2 separate regions of the Homo sapiens genome follow, and region 2 is linked to region 1. A link is an interaction called in ENCODE POLR2A ChIA-PET data of the cell type or tissue named here. Cell type or tissue: HepG2. All regions are shown on one strand. Each heading gives the region's core, and the rest is flanking DNA. Links, peaks and the distances in the headings are about the cores only. Region 1 has its middle 31 kb from the start of ATP2A2. Region 2 overlaps LOC105369976 (a long non-coding RNA gene).

Region 1 (10,334 bases), core at 2,765-7,764:
GAGCTGGTCCTGAAGGTTCAGCAGCTGTTCGGCATAAGCCACTTCAATCCGCTGGCAGTGAGTTTGGAGAATCTTTTAGCTTTGCTCCTAAAGGTAGATTCCAGGCGGTCTCAGAAGAATGATAAAGGGAGGGAGAAACAGGGCAGATGAATAAGAAAAAAGCTAGAAAAAGATTTGTATTGATGCTAGAAAAAAATGAAAGCTCTTTGTGGGTTTATTTATGCAAAGTAGAGTGCAAATACCTTGACTTGGCTGTTATTTAGGACCTTCCCTCCTCCCCTGATTACCTTCCAAACTGACACACACACCCCAGAGCAATTCAGAGCTCTGGTCTGGAAAATCTTCCCACTGAGGCGTCAGTAGCTTGCCCTGTGATGACAGGTTTAATGGTTTTCTATCTCTGCATTCCACTAGGACCACCTACCCAGAGGCCACGCCCTACTGACCCGGTTAGCCAGAGCCTGAGACTAAGCGTGAGCACACAGAGGGCAGTACCAGTGCAGGCGCCGGGAGAGCTGCGTTTTGCTTTGAGTGAATCGCTCTGGTTGGCTGTGTGGCCATGTCCATGTTGCTTGCCCTCTCTGTAATTCAGGGTCCCAAATTATATAATGGGACTGATGGTTCTTGTCTCCTAGAAATGTCATGAGAACAGAGTAAATTATTGGTCTTCACCTTTTTTTTTTTTTTTTGAGGTAGGATTTCCTAGGCTCTCTTATACCAGAGAAGAAAATGTCCTTAGAAGACATTTAATCAGAGAATAGACAGAGAGAAGGCAAACTTGCTCACAACCTGCCTTGAAGTCTCTTACATGTCTCCTTCCAGAGAAGTCCAAGGGAATCTTCAGTAATTGCTGGACAGCAACCTGGAGTAGGGGGTGGAGGTGATGTATTTTTCTTTCTTCCAGTTTCCCCTTCCAGTCTGATCTCTCTTTGAGTGACACTGATTGGGGTGGGCCAAGGGTCATGGGTGAAAACGTCCCCGCTGCTCAGGTCTGCTTATTGGATAATACACCCATCAGCCTGCCCTCTCCGTGGGCAAAGCCCCAGCCTTTGTATTGATGTGTGTTTGATTGTTTAAAGGCAGCCCTGCTGGCTCAGTGCCCCCTGCTGGCCTCCATCTGTGGCAAAGAGCACACAGCCAGAGAGCAGCAGTCACTGAGGGCAGGGCCAGGGCAGCACCAGGCTTCCCAGTCACCTGCCTGCAGTGCCCAGGAACTCACTGTCAACTCCTTGTCCTTATGAAAGTTCCTCGGGTTCTCCTTTTCATGATTGTATTAATCTCCTGTTGTAACAAATCACCACAAATCCAGTAGCTTAAAACAACATGAATGCATGATCTTCCATTTCTGGAGGCCAGAAGTGCAAAGTGGGTCTCACAAGGCTAAAATCAAGGTGCTGGCTTGGCCGTGTTCCTTCTGGAGGCTCTAGAGGAGAAGCCATTTCCTTTTCTTTCCCAGCTTCTAGGGGCTGCCCATATTCCTTGGCTTGTGGCCTCTTCCTCGTCTTCAAAGCCCGTCGCTCCAGCCTGTTTCTGTCCTCACGTGTCCTCCCCAACTCTGACCCTCCTGCCTTCTTCCTGTAAGAACCTTATGATTAAGTTGGGCCCCAGCCCTGTCTGTCCTTGGGTTTCTAAGGATTTCTCAGGAATGGAAGTGCTGTTCCTTGTCAGCTGGGAGCCAGTGGGATAAGTGCATTGATTAGGAAGTTTCCTGAGGACAGGAGGCACCCAACCTTACAGGCCTTTGACACCCTCCCGCCCAAAGCAGTTGATGACCAGTGAGAGGACTGAGAGTCCAGAAATAAAAAGAAGCGGGACCCCATATGTCTGGATTATAAGAAACTCAATTGATAAGGATGAGAGCAGGCAAACGGGCTGATGTCACACACAAGCAGCCTGATCAACGACCTTCTCCCTTGCCCCAATTCTGGAATCACTTCACCAAAGCACCACCATGCTTTCCATCTCTTAATGCCTTTATTTTTAGTTTGGGGTATTTTCTATTGTTTGAAGGTTGCCTTGCAACCCGTTCGCCTGGAGGGTTTAAACAATATAGAGTTTCTTTGCTGAGCAGCAACAGTAGCCAAGAGAGACTGAATATAAACTTTTAAGTCTATTTTCTCAGGGTTCCTCCATCAGGAATGGCTTTAAACAGAAGAGCGCACTCCCCTGGCTTGCCTCTCCCTGGGGGAGGGGAGAAGGGTAGCTGATGGAGAACATTTTGTGTTCTCTTATCTTTCATCCTAGTGGAAGGGGATAAGCACCAGAATAGGAAAACAAAATATCTGGCTATTAATATACTCTAAGTCCTCCAGCACATGGATTGGGTTTGTTTATTTGTGAAAGGGAAGGATGCTTTTCTCTGACCTTTGTAAGCGCTTCTGCCAGCTGGGAGGGCCCTGGCAGAGGGAGTGCCCTCCATAAGGTGAAGGGGCCAGGGGGCCAGGGCCTAGCTTCCTAGGAAAAGAGAAAACCCTCAGACTTTTCTCAAGAAAAGTTGCTTTTCAGGATCAACCTGCTTCAAGCCCCAGCAGTGTCATCCAGGAAAAAAAGAGAGAGAGAGAGAGAGCAAGCAGGAGGATTTCTCACGCAAGAGCCAGAGTGTCCCCACCTCCCCACCAGACGTGTATCTCTGTCACCCTGTTTGTACCTAACCTGGGGAACCAGAGAACTGGGCAGCCTTGCCAGAAGAAAGAACACACAGGTTCCTCAAGACACCCACTTATATGGCAGTAAGCAAGGCTAAAAAAGGAGTGTTCCCCTGCCCCAGAGGACAAAGGCTGGCAAGAGGAAGGCACGCAACACTGCCCAGCTCAGGCTCTGCACTGTCATTCTGTGTTTCCCTCGGACCCTGTAGTGGATTGAACCAAGGAGTGCCCTGGAGTAGGTCATCATTTTCTGGGCGGCTAGTTAATGATAAGCTTTCAGCTGGGAAGGAGCCAGAAGGAAAGAGGCTTCCTCAGGGGGCAGGAGCACGCAGGCCTCCAAGCCCCACACCTGCTGTGTCATGTCAGAGGTGCCAGAGCACCCTTTGACTGCCTGAAGAGGTCTCGGCTTGCCACCCACCAGGGTCAGGTCGTCTCAGGTCCCCGGGGAGGTTTGACTAGCCAAGAGCCCCAGGCAGAGGCACCAGGAGAGGAGAGCAGCATTGGCAGGGCCTGCCCTCTCCCAGAGCAAACAGGGACAAAGGTTGGTGTACTCACGGCTGCCTCTCCCATCCTGCCTGTGCCTGCCCGCCACACCAGATACTCCAGGTTGTCCCAGCATTGCTACATTAGGCAGGAATCTGTCATCTCTGCCTGCTGGGTCACTCATTACCCCAGATCCAATTCCCAGGCAGGGAAGTTTGGGGCATCAGAGCAGCGGAGAAGGCTTTGGCATTCAGGAGCTTTAAAACAGAAAAGCTGTCGTGTCTGTACCTGTTCAGTAGGGAGCCAAACGTGTTTATTGCATGTGTTATGATGCTATCGTGAAAGTATGCATGAAAGGAAATAATTTGTAAGCTCGCTACCCTGCCTGTCTGGAAAAGTGGGGCCCTCTGTGTAAACCCCAGCTCTGCAGGCATTCTGAGAGCTTGAACATTCCTTGTGACTATTTCTTATACTACATTTCACTGCCACCCCAGTGTGTTTGAATTTGTCTCTGCGCCAGCAGGTCGGAGTACCCATTGGGATTCTCTGTGAGAATTCAAACAAGTTGGAGGCGCTGAGGTTGCCAAGTGCAACCAGGTCTGGCACAGACTTGGCGTGAGAGAGAGCAGGAGCAAGAAGGCTTGGACATCATGAATCACTGAAGCCCTGGCCCATATAGCCTTCTTGTTTGGGATTAGTATAGAAGTGTTGTTTTTCCTTCTTTATACCTGAGAATGGCCTTCAGCTGCTGAAATGATGATATTTATCAAGGTAGTACTATACTAAGAACTGAATGAATGATCTCATTTACCTCCCACCTCAAACCCATGAGATAGATACAGATGAGGACCCATGCTCAGAGAATTTGAGTAACATGCTTAAGGTGACCTCCTACTTCATCTGCAGTTATTTTGTTTGTTTGTTTGTTTATTCATTTGAGATGGAATCTCACTCTGTTGCCCAGGCTGGAGGGCAGTGGCACAATCTCAGCTCGCTACAAACTCCACCTCCCAGGTTCAAGCGATTCTCCTTGCTCAGCCTCCTGAGTAGCTGCGATTACAGGCGTGCACCACCATGCCTGGCTAATTTTTGTAGTTTTAGTGGAGACAGGGTTTCACCATGTTGACCAGGCTGGTCTCAAACTCCTGGCCTCAAGTGATCCACCCACCTCAGCCTCCCAAAGTGCTGGGACTACAAACATGAGCCACCTTGCCTGGCCTCATCTGCAGATAAGACTTGCTAGCACCCTATTCTGAAAGGAGAGGAAGAAAGAAGATGAGGATGAGTATTTCTGAGGGCTGTAGTTGTGTACTGGTTTCTTAGAAGCTAGGGCCCTCCTGATTTATATTCCATGGGGCTGTCTGAGGAAGTTGTTTAGCTTTTGAGGTGATAGATGAGGGCTGGGTCACTTCTGTTTGCAGAGTGTGGGCTGAAGGGTAAGTCAGGACATTTCTCCTCTGGTCCCCATCAGGGACTCACAGGCTGACTCCTGTGGCTGTGTTTATATCATCATTTTTAAGGCATCAGTACCAGCATGGCAGCTCTAAGCTCCCTCTTCCTTTTGCCGTCCTCCATGTGGAAAGAAGCCAAACGGGAGAACTTCCCCAACCATTTCCCCTCAGTGCAGCTGGTACCAGCTTGAAACCTAAGACACATAGCACTGCAGCCCGGCCAAAGCATGGCTAATCCGTGTTTCTTTAGACACAGCAGGAAGCTGCTCTGTGGCCTGGTGTCAGGAACCATCTCAGGGCCCATGGGTGTTCTGCTTCCTTGGTTTGACCCTGAGGGGTCAGCTGGCAGGTGAAGCCCATCAACACTGACTCTGTAGACGGGGACTATCATCAGCAGCTTATGGAAGAGAGGGAAGAGGATGTCTGGGATTTGAATCTTTTACTCAGGGCCTTTTCTGGAAAAGCAGTCTCTTTGGAAAAGGAGGATGATAGAGGAGTTTCCATAAGGTGGAAACGGCTCCCTCCATGTGTGACTGTGAGAAGGGAGTGTCGGTCCAGTGCCATGTCCCATTCCAACAGGTGGCCTCCAGTTGCCATCAGTGCCCTTCGCCATGCCTTCGTCCTGGGGGTGGCCTGCAGTGTTGGTAGGGGACCCTGCCTTTCCTGGCCATCCCCATAGGCCACAGGCCCCTCCAGTATGCTGCTCCTGCACGGTGCCCAGAGCCTGTTCCACCCCGCCAGGCACCTCTGTCCGTCACATCGGCTGCACACATCAGCTCTGCCCCACTCTGTGTTTCTGAATTACTCTCACTGGCAACCAGCACAAGCTCTGCCCTCCCAGTGTCCTGATATCCTCTGGTTAATAAGCAGCTCACATAAAGACACCAAGAGCTGTTGCAAGTGGTAGAGAAAAGCCACAGCTCTCTGAATACAGTCCAGGAAGCCCTGGACTTGGCCCAGGAACTTGGTGGCTGTTTCTGTTCTCTGCCCCTTGGTAGCCTTCCTCACCGGGTATAAAAGGGAGAGAAGCTTGAATCCTTACCCTGAGGCATAGGAGACTACAAGGCAGTGAGGGGCTTATTAGTCAATGAGAGACTTTTGCTGAAGCTGGACGACCCTTCCTGGAGGAGTCCTCTTTTCTAAAAGAAAACAAATTCCTGCCCTTTATTCTTTCAAATCTACTTCTAGAAAAGTCTTAGAGTTCCTGTTAATTCAAACACCAATCTCCCACCTTCCCTCTCTCCTGTCTCTATGAGCTGCCTGGGCGGCACACTTCCTACCCACCTGCTCACTCCCTCCATCTCCTATACTGTTTTATCCCCTGGAGTTTGGAGATGTCCCTGTGGAAGGGGACAGTGGGGAGTGTGTGCCAGATCCCCCCCGCCCATTGTCACCTTGGTCTGAATCCAACCCCACAAGGGGAGCTGGAGCCGTCTCCCTGCATCTCCCTGGGCCTGCCCATTGTCAAGGTCCTGGTCACCTTTGAAGCCTCCTGCAGGGATCCCCAGTGCCAATGGAGCCTTTTCCAAAGCCCAGTAGCATGACATTTTAGACTTGGAAATCCCTAGACAAATAAATCTCACTTAATCCTCACCAAGTTGGCCCCCAGTGGAGACAATTGCTTAGCCAAGTTTATCAGGTACCACTAGTTCTTGCAGCAAACATTCCTTCTGTTCCAGGCATTGTGCTCGGGTTGGCAATACAGGATAAACAAGACAAGGTCCCTGTCCTTGCGGAGCAACCAGACCATCAGAAGAGACACACATAAAACAGAGGGGCCTGCTCATTTTGCATGCCTCATACCCAACATTTCTCCACTCTCACAGGCTCTCCAAGTCCCTACTCTTGCCATTTCCCAGCTCTGTAATGTAAATGGCTTACTGTATGCCTCAGGCTCCTCATCTGTAAAATGGGGTTATTAATAGTATCTACCTCGCCTGGGGGCGGTGGCTTATGCCTGTAATCCCAGCACTTTGGGAGGCCGAGGTGGTTGGATCACGAGGTCAGGAGTTCGAGACCAGGCTGACCAACATGGTGAAACCCTGTCTCTACTAAAAATACAAAAATTAGCTGGGCATGGTGGCCCGCACCTTTAATCCCAGCTACTCTGGAGGCTGAGGCAGGAGAATCACTTGAACCCGGGAGGCAGAGGTTGCAGTGAGCCGAGATCGCGCCATTACACTCCAGTCTGGGCAACAGAGCGAGACTCCATCTGAAAAACGTAAAAATAATAGTATCTACCTCATAGGGGTGCTGTGAGGATTTAATGAGATACCATATTTTAAGGCACATAGCAGTGCCTGGCGAGTAGGGCTAAGTCAGCGTTGGCTGCTGTTATTTTCTCTGGAGGATAATATTTGCCAGGGAGAGCAGTGGAATCAGGCAGAACTGGACTGCAATCCTGTTTTCCCCACACATTAACAACTGTATTCTTTTGGGCAAAACAATCTCTCAGCATCAGCTTCGTGGGTAAAGACAAATTACTTCATAAGAATAAACTCAGGCCAGCCAAAGTGCCTGGGTGACAGAGCGAGACCCTGTCTCAAAACAAAACAAAACAAACAAACAAAAAAGAAGAAATTCAGGCCGAGCGCATTGGCTCATACCTGTAGTCCCAGTACTTTGAGGAGCTGAGGCGGGGGATCGCTTGAGCCCAGGAGTTTGAGAGCAGCCTAGGCAACATGGTGAAACCCCATCTCTAAAAAAGTACAAAAATTAGCTGGGCATGGTAGTGAGTGCCTGTAGTCCCAGCTACTCGGGAGGCTGAGGCAGGAGGATCGCTTGAACCCAGGAGGCAGAGGGTTGCAGTGAGCCGAGATTGTGCCTCTGCACTCCAGCCTCAGCAACAGAGCAAGACTCTGTCTCAAAAAAAAAAAAAAAAAAAGAATAAATTCCGGCCGAGTGTGGTGGCCTACACCTGTAATTTCAGCACTTTGGGCAGCCAAGGTGGGCTTGAGTCCAGGAGTTCAAAACCAGTCTGGGCAACATAGCAAGACCTCATCCCTACTAAAAAAAAAAAAAAAATTAGTTGAGTGTGATGGTGTGTACCTATGGTCCCAGCTACTTGGGAGGCTGAGCGGTGATTGTGACACTACAGCCTGGGCAACAGAGTGAGACCCTGTCTCAAAAAAAAAAAAAGAAAAAAGAAAAGAAAGAATACATTCACTGATCTATGTGAATATGTGAAAGTACCAAACACATAGCAAGAGCTCAGCACATGCAGCCTCCTGGGATTTTTTTTTTTTTTTTTTTTTTTTTTGAGACAGAGTCTTGCTCTGTCACCCAGGCTGGAGTGCAGTGGTGGGATCTGGGCTCACTGCAAGCTCCACCTCCCGGGTTCACGCCATTCTCCTGCCTCAGCCTCCCGAGTAGCTGGGACTACAGGCGTCGGCCACCACGCCCGGCTAATTTTTTGTATTTTTAGTGGAGACGGAGTTTCACCATGTTAGCCAGGATGGTCTCAATCTTCTGACCTCGTGATCTGCCTGCCTCGGCCTCCCAAAGTGCTGGGATTACAGGCGTGAGCCACCGCGCTCAGCCCTCCTGGCACTTGTTGAGGCTCTGAGGACCCAAGGCGCCAGGAAAGCAGAGGAGACTCAGTATCCAGTGCCTCCCATAGGAAATGGCTCCCATTCCCCAAGTTAGTCCCAGAAGCTGGACCCTCCCTGATTTGGTCCTCATTCTCCCAGAGAAGCGTGTTCCGTGATTGACTGTGTCCCCTCCCTCTGTCCTCTGTGCCTCTGCACTAAGTACCAGGAGGCCCTCGTCCTGTCCACACTCAGCCATCGCTCGGCCGGAGATACACATGCAGCTCCTCTAATCTTTCCCGGCAGCTCAGCCACCCCGCTCCCCTCACCCCCCATTCCATCCCTTGTTCCCCTTCCTCCTTAATCAAATTAAGGGAAAGAAGAGGATTTAGATAGGGTTGCTAAATATATTTCTGTTCAGGGGAGGGAGAAAAAGAGAAGAGTTTGGAGGAGGAGATAGAGTGTGAAATTCCTTAATAGAATGTGCTCTGAGAGCCTACTTTCTCCAGAATAAGCCGTGCAATCACCTATCTGGATAGAGTTTTCTCTTTGGCAAAGTGCTTTCACATACATTATCTCATTAAGATATGGGCCGGGGTGGCAGAGTGCCCACTCCCCGGAAAGGTCTGCCGAGGCCACTGGGCCTCGTGAGCTGGCCTGACCCTGGTCTATATATTTCACAGGACACCCTGGCCCCAAAGGGGTGACTCGGCTTTCTGTGGAGCATGACACCAGCAGCCGGGCTGCTGACGTCTGGAGGTCACAGTTTCCCTCTGTGTGTTCTCCCGACAGCAGATTCTAGATCTTTTTTAAAGTTTCACTTTTGAAAAACCAGAAGAGTGCTTATTTTAGAAATCTTTGAAAATACATTAAAGAATAAAGGAGAAGAATCATTCATAATCTACAGTTTAACTACTGGTAGTATTTGGGGCAAAACAATCTCTTTGTTTTTGAAATGCACACATATCTTTATGCATATGTGTGTAGGTTGGAAGATGGGGTTATATGCACACATATTGTTTGTATCTTGCTTTTCTATTTATTATTTTTGTGTTCCAGTTCATCAAAAATTCTTCTGAAATGTTATTTTAAAATCGCATGAATTACAAGGGCTGGGCACAGTAGCTCATCTTTGTAATCCCAGCACTTTGGGAGGCCAAGGCGGGCGGATCACCTGAGGTCAGGAGTTCAAGACCAGCCTGGACAACATAGCGAAACCCCATCTCTACTAAAAATACAAAAAATTAGCCAGGCGTGGTGGCAGGCGCCTGTAGTTCCAGCTACTCAGGAGGCTGAGGCAGGAGAATGGCATGAACCCGGGAGGCGGAGCTTGCAGTGAGCTGAGATTGCGCCACCGCACTCCAGCCTGGGTGACAGAGCGAGACTCGTCTCAAAAAAAAACCAAAAAAATTAGCCAGGCATGGTGGCATGTGCCTGTAGTTCCAGCTACTTGGTAGGCTGAGGCAGGAGAATTGCTTATACCTAAGAGGCAGAGTTGCAGTGAGCCAAGACTGTGGCACTGCACTCCAGCCTGGGCAACAAAATGAGACTCTGTCTCAAAAAAAAAAATTACCTGGGTGTGGTGGCACATGCCTTTAATTCCACCTACTTGGGAGGCTGAGGCACAAGAATCACTTGAACTGGGGAGGTGGAGGTTGCAGTGAGCCGAGATCATGCCACTGCACTCCGGCCTGGGTGACTGAGTGAGACTCTGTCTCAAAAAAAAAAAAAAAAAAAAAAAAAGAAAGCATGAACTGGAATTTTTTTCATTATAAAAAATTATACATGTCCTTTTCTTTCTTTCTTTTTTTTTCTTTTGAGATGGAGTTTCGCTCTTGTCGCCCAACTAGAGTGCACTGGCGCAATCTCAGGTCACTGCAACCTCCGCCTCCCAGGTTCAAGTGATTCTCCTGCCTCAGCCTCCCAAGTAGCTAGGATTACAGGCATCCACCACCACGCCCAGCTAATTTTTATATTTTTTAGTAGAGACGGTTTCACCATGTTGGCCAGACTGGTGTCGAACTGCTGACCTCAGGTGATCCACCTGCCTTGGCTTCCCAAAGTGCCGGGATTACAGGCGTGAGTCACCATGCCCGGCCACATGTCCATTATTAAATAATCATTGCTCATATTTATCTAGTCTTTTTTTTTTTTGGTTTTGAGACAGGGTCAAGTGTAGTGGCATGGTCACAGCTCATTGGAGCCTCAACCTCCTGGGTTCAAGTGAT
Region 2 (10,334 bases), core at 2,932-7,931, 170 kb before region 1:
CACATAATTTCAAACAGCAAACTTTCTGATGGTCTGTGATTTTAAAGGACAATGTTTCAGCAGTCACTCAAAGACAGGGGTGGGGTAATATTATAACTTTACAGCTACAAAGAAATATTGTTTCCTGTTATCTTTGCAGCTGACTTGATCCATTTCTGTTACTCCAGTCTGCTAAGTGGCCAGGTAGATTTTTACTTTTCCAGTCTGAGCTAATTTGTACATTCCCACCCACACTAACTGTATCAGGGTCCCCCCCTCCCAACCCCCCGCCCCCGACCCCTGGCTTCCAGTTCAGGAGACTGGAGAGCAGTGAGGATGGACGTGACTCCAGGCCCTACCCTTCTCAGTTCCATATAGGCGGGGCTTCTGGGCACTACTCCCTCCTTTAGTCCTGGGAGTGGTAAGGGTTCCCCACTCTTGCCAGCCCCAGGCAGCTCACTATCTCTTATTGCTTTTTCTTTTCTTTTCTTTTCTTTTTTTTGAGACGGAGTCTCGCTCTGTCGCCCAGGCTGGAGTGCAGTGGCACAATCTCGGTTCACTGCAAGCTCCGTCTCCCGGTTCATGCCGTTCTCCCGCCTCAGTCTCCCAAGTAGCTGGGACTACAGGCGTCCACTACCACGCCCAGCTAATTTTGTTTTTATATTTTCAGTAGAGACGGGGTTTCTCCGTGTTAGCCAGGATGGTCTTGATCTCCTGACCTTGTGATCCGTCCGCCTCAGCCTCCCAAACTGCTGGGATTACAGGCGTGAGCCACCGCGCCCCCCCCCACCACCTTATTGCTTTTTCTTAACTCTGCCCACACCTTTGTAAATCGTCCCATCATTAGTTACCCCACTTGAGTATACCATTGCTTTCCCACCAGGAATCTGAGCGATACAGTCATCTTCATCTGTAAAAAGAGAAGATTCACAGGTAGAGCCTGATGCTTAGAACATCGGCCTGGCGGTGCAGGGTGGCTCACACCTGTAATCCCAGCACATTGGGAGGCCAAGATGAGCAGATCACTTGAGGTCAGGAGTTCCAGACCAGCCTGGCCAACATGGCGAAACCCCATCTCTACTGAAAATACAAAAATTAGCCAGAGATGGTGTCAGGCACCTGTAATCCCAGCTACTTGGGAGGCTGAGGGAAGAGAGTTGCTTGAACCCAGGAGGCAGAGGTTGCAGTGAGCCGACATCATGCCACTGCACTCCAGCCAGGGCAACAGCAAAACTCCCTCTAAAAAAAAAAAAAAAAAAAAAAAAAAGAACATTGGCTGTAGGGAACTAATGGCCTGACTTCCAATCCTGGTTTCACATCTTACCTGCTCTGTGACCTTGGACAGCTCTGTTCATTTTATTCATTCACTTATTCATTCATTCATTCCCAAGAGCACCAGGAATAGTGGATATAGCAGCGGACAGGCAGACAAGTCAAATGTCCATCCACTGACAAATGAATCCACAAAAGGGTGTCTGTCCATAAAAGGGAATATTATTCATCCTTAAAAAGTAATGAAGCACTGACCCATGCTTCAACATGGATGAGCCTTTAAAACATTACACTAAGTGAAATAAGCCAAATGCAAAAGGACACCTTTTTTTTTTTTTTTTTTTTTGAGATGGAGTCTCACTCTGTCGCCAGGCTGGAGTGTAGTGGCGCAATCTCAGCTCACTGCAACCTCCACCTCCCGGGTTCAAGTGATTCTCCTCCCTCAGCCTCCTGAGTAGCTAGGACTACAGGCGTGCATCTCCACACCCAGCTAATTTCTGTATTTTTAGTAGAAACGGGGCTTCACCATGTTGGCCAGGATGGTCTCAATCTCTTGACCTCGTGATCTGCCCTCCTCGGCCTCCCAAAGTGCTGGAATTACAGGCGTGAGCCACCATGCCTGACCAGGATACTTCTTTTATGACTCTATTTATAGGAAATGTCCAGAATAGGCAAATCACTTCAGTGTTGCTCTTGCTACCACTCTAAGACATCTATTTTCTTGTCTTTCTTTTGCTTGTTTGTTTGTGACGGAGTCTCATTCTGTCGCCCAGGCTGGAGTGCAGTGGCATGATCTCAGCTTACTGCCATCTCTGCCTCCTGGGTTCAAGAGATTCTCCTACCCCAGCCTCCCAAGCAGCTGAGATTACAGGCACACACCAGCATGCCCGGATAATTTTTGTGTTTTTAGTAGAGACAATGTTTCACCATGTTGGCCAGGCTGGTCTCAAACTCCTGGCCTCAAACGATCCGCCCACCTCGGCCTACCAAAGTGCTGGGATTACAGGTGTGAGCCACTGCGCCTGGCCTATTTGTTTTTCTGCTGAGCTCTTGCACTGATCCCTCACGCTCTCCCCTCTCTACTCCTTCAGCCCTTGTCCTCTATTTCACCATTGCCACCTCCACCACTCCATGGATTCTGTTCTCAATGAGGTTACCAAAGACTTCTCAGTAGCCAGACTTTGTTGATATATTTTAGTCCTTATTTTACTTTATCTCTTGGATGCATTCAACACCACTGACCACTTTCTGCTTCTTGGAGCAGTTTTTTCCCTTGGTTTCCATGACTCTCCTGGGTCCCATGTTCTCCTGGTTTCTCATTTGTACCTCTATGACTCTTTATCTTATCTTTCTTTTTTAAAAATAATTTAATTTATTTATTTTAGAGACTGGGTCTTGCTCTGTCACCCAGGCTGGAGCGCAGTGGCATGATCATAGTTCACTGCCGCCTCAAACTTCTGGGCTCCAGCGATCCTTCTGCCACAGCCTCCTGAATAGCTGGGACCACAGGCACATGCCACCAAGCCTGGCCATTTTTTTTTAATTTTGTAGAGATAGGGTATTGCTATGTTACCCAGGCTGGTCTCAAACTCCTGGCCTCAAGTGATCCTCCTGCCTCAGCCTCCCAAAGTACTGGGATTACAGGCATGAGCCACTGCGTCCGACCTTTGTCTTAACTTTCTCTGGCTCTCTTCTCCCTGTAAATTTCAGTTCCAACAAATTGTCTCTCAGCACTTTTTATGTTCCTATCTGGATAGGACAGGTTATGCTCAAATAAGAAAGCTCTCTCAGAGTCTCATGGCTTATAACAGTGATGATTTAATTCTCACCCACACTACATGTCCATCATGGATCTCCCAGAAGGCTCTACTCTCTGTAGTCACTCAGAGATCAAGGCTAACGGAACAGCCACTGTCTTGAACTCTTTAATGAGAACTATGGAGAGTCTCACAGTAGCAATTAAATGTTCTGACCTCGTGATGGAAAGAATATAAAGTTACCAAAAAAAAAAAAAAAAAAAAAAAGCTCTGACCTAGAAATGCACTCACTTCTACTCATTACTCATTGGTCAAAACTAATCACTTAGTCCTACCCAACCACTAGGGAACCAGGAAATGCAGTTCCCGCATATATCCCCCATGTATCCAGAAACTGCAGAAGCAGAAATATTTGGTGAACAGCGCTAATGACTATTGCATCTTCTCCCTGGGAAATTTCATCCACACACATTGTTTTAAGAATAATCAAATGCTAAATGCGAAGCAGGTGGGAGGAGGGGGTATATATGTATATTATATGTTTAATTATGCATGGAATATAACTGGAAACAGGATCTACTATATAATTTGCAAGGCCCAGTGCAAAATGAAAATGTGAAGTCCGTTATTTAAAAGTTAAACATTTCAAAATGGTGACAGCAAAGCATTAAACAAATTCAGATTCCTTCTAAGTGTGGGTCCCTATATGACTGCACAGGTCCCATGCCCATGAAGCTAGCACATCTGGAAGGCTATACAAGGTGGTCTCTGGGAAGCGAGCTGAGGCTGGGGGAATTAGTCGGTGTTTGACGATTTATTTATCACCCTGCTTGTATCTGAATTTTTTCTACCATATGCGTTCATTACTTTTTTTTTTTTTGAGACAGTTTCACTCTTGTTGCCCAGGCTGGAGTGCCATGGCGCGATCTAGGCTCACCGCAACCTCTGCCTCCCGGGTTCAAGCGATTCTCCTGCCTCAGACTCCCGAGTAGTTGGGATTACAGGCATGCGCCACCATGCCCGGCTAATTTTTTGTATTTTTAGTAGAGACAGGGTTTCTCCATGTTGGTCAGGCTGGTCTCAAACTCCCGACCTCAGGTAAGCCACTGCACCCGGCCTGCGTTCATTACTTTTTAAATCACTGAACGCTAAATCTGTATCTCCAGACCATATCTGAATTCTGTGCATAGTCTATGAATCTATGAACCTATATAACCCACAGACACTTCAAGTCACATCTTCAAAATGAAACGCTTTCCCACAAAACAGTGCAAGTAAGGACTAATGAGAGGAGAGAGTGGAGACAGGCATGGACTATTTCTTCTATAGTCTTGGCTAGGAGGAAAAAGAGGTAAGAGGCCGGGTGCTGTGGCTCATGCCTGTAATCCCAGCACTTTGGGAGGCCGAGGCGAGTGGATCACCTGAGATCAGGAGTTCAAGAACAGCCTGGCCAACATGGCAAAACCTGTCTCTACTAAAAATACAAAAATTAGCTGGGTGTGATGGCGCCCGCCTGTAACCCCAGCTACTCGGAAGGGTGATAGAAGAATCACTTGAACCTAGGAGGTGAAAGTTGCACTGAGCCGAGATCGCGCCACTGCACTCCAGCCTGGGTGACAGAGCGAGACTCCGTCTAAAAAAATAAAGAAAGAGAGGTAAGAATGGTCTTTAATGGAGTCATGGGAAAATGTGTGTGTGTTGCAAGGATGTAGAGAAGATGGAACCATTTGAGCCATTCAAAGATTTTGATAGACTAAGTGGGATGTTGAGAATGGTGGTCTCTGTTTCTTTGTGAAGTAGGAAGCCACGTGTGAAGAAATGGGGATTGGGGATTGAATGGTGGATTTCTTAGTCATGTGTGTGTATGTGTTTACAATTTACAGAAAATCAGGTGACATTCTTCAGCAGAAAAGGGAGGTTTTTCTGAGGAAACACTTATCTCACAGAGCTCAAGTGCAGGAAATGTGGCCCAACCTCATGAGAACCTATTAATAGAATCAGAAACTAAACTGTCCTGAGCTGAAGTTGCTCTTTCAGTTTGAAACTGCGTGGGCCCGCCTCTGTTTGTCTCTCTGTGCGCCCATTGTGAGTCTCTGTAAACAATGGATTCCTCTGTTTCTCCCAGGGCACGTGGTCCAACACTGCCTTCAAGGTTAGGTGTCCACAGTTCGAGTGCAAGCCCAGATCCACTATCCAGTTCCGGAATTCAAGGGGAATGATTGGCCTAGTTATTTATCCCTAGTCCAATCAGCTATGGCTGTGGGCGGGGCCACAAACAAACATGGCGTCAAGCGCTGACGTCCATGAAGGGAGAAGACAGGGAGAAAGGAGGAAGAAGAAAAGGAAGGAGCGAGAGAGAGAGAGAGAGAAAGAAGAGAGAGAGCTCTCAGAGAATAGAGGCTAGGGGACTGCTGATTAAATACCCCAATTCCCTCAGGTGGGACAGCACTGAGGCAGGTCTAGGCAGTCTCCAGGGGACCCTAGTGGGACAGAGCCCAGATGCCCACAGCGATGACCTGCCCTTCCTTTTTTAATTCCACCCCCCTCCGCTCCCACCCCCGAGATGGAGTCTCGCTCTGTTGCCCCGGTTGCAGTGCAGCGGCGCCACATCGGCTCACTGCAACCTTCCCCTCTCGGGTTCAAACGATTCTTCTGCCTCAGCCTCCCCGAGTAGGTGGGGATTACAGGCGCCCTCCACCACGCCCGGCTAATTTTTGTATTTTTAGTAGAGACAAGGTTTCACTATGTTGGCCAGGCTGGTCACGAACTCCTGACCTCAAGTGATCCAACCACCTCAGCCTCCCAAAGTGCTGGAATTACAGGCGTGAGCCACCATGCCTGGTCGTGACCTGCTCTTTAGTGCTTCCTGTGTCGATTGCCTTCCCTTCCCTGCCTCCCTTCCCCATGCCTCTTCCTGGGTCACCTCCCAACAAACTACATTCACCTGAACCTCGTCCAGCCGTTATGTGCTGGTGTTAAGGAGTCTGTCTGGAATTTTCCCTGAGAGCAATAAGTGGGTTTATAAACAAGGGTGTGGCATGATCTCATTTGCAACTCAGAGCACTCTGGCTGCACCCTGGAAAATGGGCAGAAAGGGCAAGAGTGGAGACAGGGTCCTGCCCAGGGAAAGGGTACAGTGACATGGAGGGGGACTGAAGACAGCTCCTTAAAGGACACCAACATCAAGGAGACTAAGCTGAGGCACTAGGGAGGAGAGGAAGACCAGGAGACAGTGAGTATCCAGAGGCCACGGGATGAACACTTCACAAGTAAGCCGGTGGCCAAGGAGATATTAAGAGCGATGGTAAAGCTGTGAAATTAAAGCCGCTCTAGTAAGGGACCTGACAGATAAATTACTGGAACAGAATGGAGTCAAGTATTAAACACGAAGATAGGTGGAACCCGGGTGTGGTGGCTCACACCTGTAATCCCAGCACTTTGGGCAGCCAAAGCAGCAGGATTGCTTGAGCCCAGGAGTTCAAGATCATCCTGGGCAACAGAGGGAGGCCCTGTCTCTACAAGATATAAAAATAAATCAGCCAGTGGTGGTGCACGCCTGTGGTCTCAACCACTCGGGAGGCTGAGGTGGGAGGATCGCTTGAGCCCGGAAGGTCAAGGCTGCAGTGAGCCATGTTCATGCCACTGCACTCCAGCCTGGGCAACAGAGTGAGACTCTGTATGCAAAAAAAAAAAAAAAAAAAAAAAAAAAAAAGTAGGAACTTAGTGTGTGATAAAAACATTTAAATCAAGGGAGAAATAAATTCCTCCAGATAGGATCTTTAAACAATTGGCTACTCATTTAGGGGAGGTCCGAGGGAGAGGAAAATGTACTCAAACTTTACAGATTTGAAAAGATGTGTAACTTTTCAAAATATAAAGTGATAGAACTGTCATAGGTAAACTGAGTCCTTTCCTTATTTTATATCACTTGCAAAGAAAGAACACCAAAATTGGAAAAAAAAAAAAGGCCAGCTGGATTTATTCTCTGGCCAGAGAAGGAGAAGGAGTGACCTCTCACTCCAGAAACACCTCCTCCTCCCCAAGCTGTGGAAAGCTGGAGAATTTTAAAGAGTTAGATATGGGGTGGAAAGGTTTGTAAGTCTGTGCAGGGAGGAACTTTAGATGCGCAGGCACAAACCATAAACATGTGTCTTCATACGATGCATGGTCAGAAAATAGTAATTTTCTTCTATGGGTGGGGATTTTAGTATTATAATAATAAGTTAATGATCTAAAGATAACAAGGAGTCCCTGATTCTGGTTTGCTCTGGTTTCCAGCAGGCCTTACCTTCCTCTGATAATTGGTGAAACATTTTGAAGCTCCCAGGGCATCTAGAGTCCTTGTAAACTAGCATACCTAGAGGTAAAGAGACTGAAAGAAACTGTTTAAGAAATGACATAGAGCTTTTGCAGTTATCGACCACTTAAGAAAATAATGAATATTCAGCTGTTTTGCTCTCTCAGCTATTTCTCCAGGACTGCCCCAACAAGAGTCTCCAAAAGTGAGCAAAATCAGCTACACAAAATGGGACATGCAAGTTACCATTCTATTTGTATTGCACACATTTTGCATTAAAGATAGAAAATGCAAACAAAGATAACTGGACACCCTTTGAAATTACTCAACTGATGATGACACCTCACTCTCCTCTACCTGGCTGGTGTTCCATACTTCTTCCCACAGACTCTGTGAACATGTCCGTACCAGCGGGGCTTTACAGCCACGATACAAGGCTTTTCTTCTTTTTTTCTTTTTTTTCTTGAGATGGAGTCTCGCTCTGTCGCCCAGGCTGGAGTGCAGTGGCACAGTCTTGGCTCACTACAAGCTCTGCCTCCCAGGTTCACGCCATTCTCCTGCCTCAGCCTCCTAAGTAGCTGGGACTACAGGCGCCCGCCACCATGCCTGGCTAATTTTTTTGTATTTTTAGTAGAGACGGGGTTTCACCGTGTTAGCTAGGATGGTCTCGATCTCCTGACCTCGTGATCCGCCCAAAGTGCTGGGATTACAGGCGTGAGCCACCGTGCCTGGCCAAGGCTTTTCTTCTCTGTCGGGTGTGCAATGTTCCAGCCGTGGTTCACTGTGGTTTCTTTCTTGATAACTGCCATGACTAAAACAACATGTCAAAGCAATATTATTTTCCTCTATATTTCTCCAGGGCTATTTCTCAGTGAATGTGCCTTTTTAACTCTCTCTTGCTTCCTTCTCATCACCTAATTCAGAATGCTTTTTCTTTTCAGACCGAGTTTCGTTCTTGTTGCCCATGGGAGTGGAGTGCAATGTCTCAGCTCACTGCAACCCCCGCCTCCTGGGTTCAAGTGATTCTCCTGCCTCAGCCTCTCAAGTAGCTGGGATTATAGGAATGCGCCACCACGCCTGGCTAATTTTGTATTTTTAGTAGAGATGAGGTTTCTCCCTGTTGGTCAGGCTGGTCTCGAACTCCCGACCTCAGGTGATCCCCCTGCCTCGGCCTCCCAAAATGCTGGGATTATAGTCATGAGCCACTGTGCCTGGCCCAGAATTCTTAAAATAAGTTGATCAAGAGTCTATTGCCTAGTGATGTCAGAGGGTTAGCAGAAACCCCCGTGCCTTGGTATCTAAAAATGTTTTTCTTTTAGTTATGCTAAACTGGTGCTGCCTAATAGGGTGGCTACTCACCCCATGTGGCTACTTCAATTTAAATTAATTAAAATGAAATAAAATTTAAAATTCACTTCTTCAGTTGTACAAGCCGTATTTCAATAGCCACATGTAGCTAATGGCTACCATATTGAACAGCAAAGACATACAGAACTTGCCTACCATTGTAGAAAGTTCAACTGGACAGTGCTACAACATCTGTGGGATAGAAGAAAAGGTGAGTTTAGTTGCAAATAAGCAAGTAAGGTAAGGGTAGTCCCAATCAGATAGATGGCATCTATTTTGTGTGAAGTCTTGTGCTCACGCCCATAGTCCCAGCTACTTGGGAGGCGGAGGTGGGAGGATCACTTGAGGCCAGGATTTTGAGACCAGCCTGGACAACATAGCAAAATAAAAATAAAAAATATTTTCTTTTCCTTTTTCTTTTTTTTTTTTTTGGAGACACAGTTTCGCTCTTGTTGCCCAGGCTGGAGTGCAGTGGTGCGATCTCGGCTTACTGCAACCTCTACCTCCCGGGTTCAAGCAATTCTTCTGCCTCAGCTTCCCAAGTAGCTGGGATTATTGGCATGTGCCAACATATTCAGCTACTTTTGTATTTTTAGTAGAGATGGGGTTTCACCATGTTGGCCAGGCTGGCCTTGAATTCTTGACCTCAAGTGATCCACCCGCCTCGGCCTCCCAAAGTGCTGGGATTACAGGTGTGAGCCATGAGATGGAGTCTTGCTCTGTCGCTCAGTCTGGAGTGCAGTGGCAAGATCTTGGGTCACTGCAACCTCCACCTCCTGGGTTCAAAGGATTCTCCTGCCTCAGCCTCCTTAGTAGCTGGGATTACAGGCGTGCACCACCACCCCCAGCTAATTTTTGTATTTTTTTTAGTAGAGACAGGGTTTCACCATGTTGGCCAGGCTGGTCTCAAACTCCTGAGTTCAACACAAATATTGAAATAGGAGGCAGGGTAGTCCCAGCCACTTGGGAGGCTGAGGTAGGAGGATCACCTTGAACTCAGGAGGTCAAGACTGCAGTAAGCCATGATTGTACCACTTCACCCCAGTCTGGGCAACAGAGTAAGACCCTGTCTCAAAAAAAAAAAAAGAAAAAGAAAGAGAGAAAGAAAGAAAAAGAAGGAAGGAAGGAAAGGAAGGAAGGAAGGATGGAAGGAAGGAGGGAAAGAATAGAAAAAGAAATAGGAGGCAGAGTTGTCTGATGAGAATGAGAGGAAAGGCAAGAGGGTGGGAAGTGGGATGAGTGTCAAGAAGATTCAAAATAGTTGCTATGGTGAACGGGAGGAGAGCGCCAACAGGGAAAACAGGAATTCCCGGGTGGTGGTAAGAATTAGAGACCATGAATTTGTTATTGCCAGCAGTCTAAGTGACAGATTATGGGAGCAACCTGGGGCCTTCCCACCAACAGGAACGGCCTTCCACCTCCACACCCAGCAACCCACCAGGACTTGCCAAGTGGTTCACATAATTTTAAGGTATGTCATCATTGGTGTCTACTGTTTGTTATGGTGTCAACATGTGTTACTGGGACTGTAACTAGCCAGGCCCAAGATACAGCAGCAAAAGGCTGATTCTGTTGCTCTGCCCATAGATCACCCTTTCCTGGGACTTGCATCCCCTGTCAGGCCACAACATAGAGCAGAAAGCTTTTCTTTGTCCCCTGACTCAACTCAGCCACTGGGAATG

The links. ChIA-PET counts read pairs that join two places held together with the same protein. Peaks named below come from ENCODE experiments on the same cell type or tissue, not always from the same donor. Only the 100,000 strongest peaks of a DNase experiment are listed, where the experiment ranks them.
Region 2: POLR2A ChIA-PET joins it to region 1 with 5 read pairs; 2 of 35 experiments call an interaction of 5 or more read pairs at or near these places.

Annotation. Positions count from the first base shown.
Region 1 is chr12:110,244,585-110,254,918 of GRCh38, forward strand. No RefSeq gene overlaps it. Among named protein-coding and RNA genes, the nearest start is that of ATP2A2, 31 kb to the right of the region's middle. In HepG2, for the core only: no CTCF peak of the experiment used is centred there; DNase peaks (open chromatin) are centred at 2,887, 3,217 and 5,457; H3K4me3 peaks cover 1,604 bases.
Region 2 is chr12:110,074,698-110,085,031 of GRCh38, forward strand. LOC105369976 (a long non-coding RNA gene) reads right to left here. Exons shown (of 3, transcript XR_945334.2): 3 at 8,000-8,116. Among named protein-coding and RNA genes, the nearest start is that of C12orf76, 31 kb to the left of the region's middle. RefSeq lists a cis regulatory region at 4,728-5,558 and enhancers at 4,820-4,899, 5,040-5,169. In HepG2, for the core only: no CTCF peak of the experiment used is centred there; a DNase peak (open chromatin) is centred at 5,164.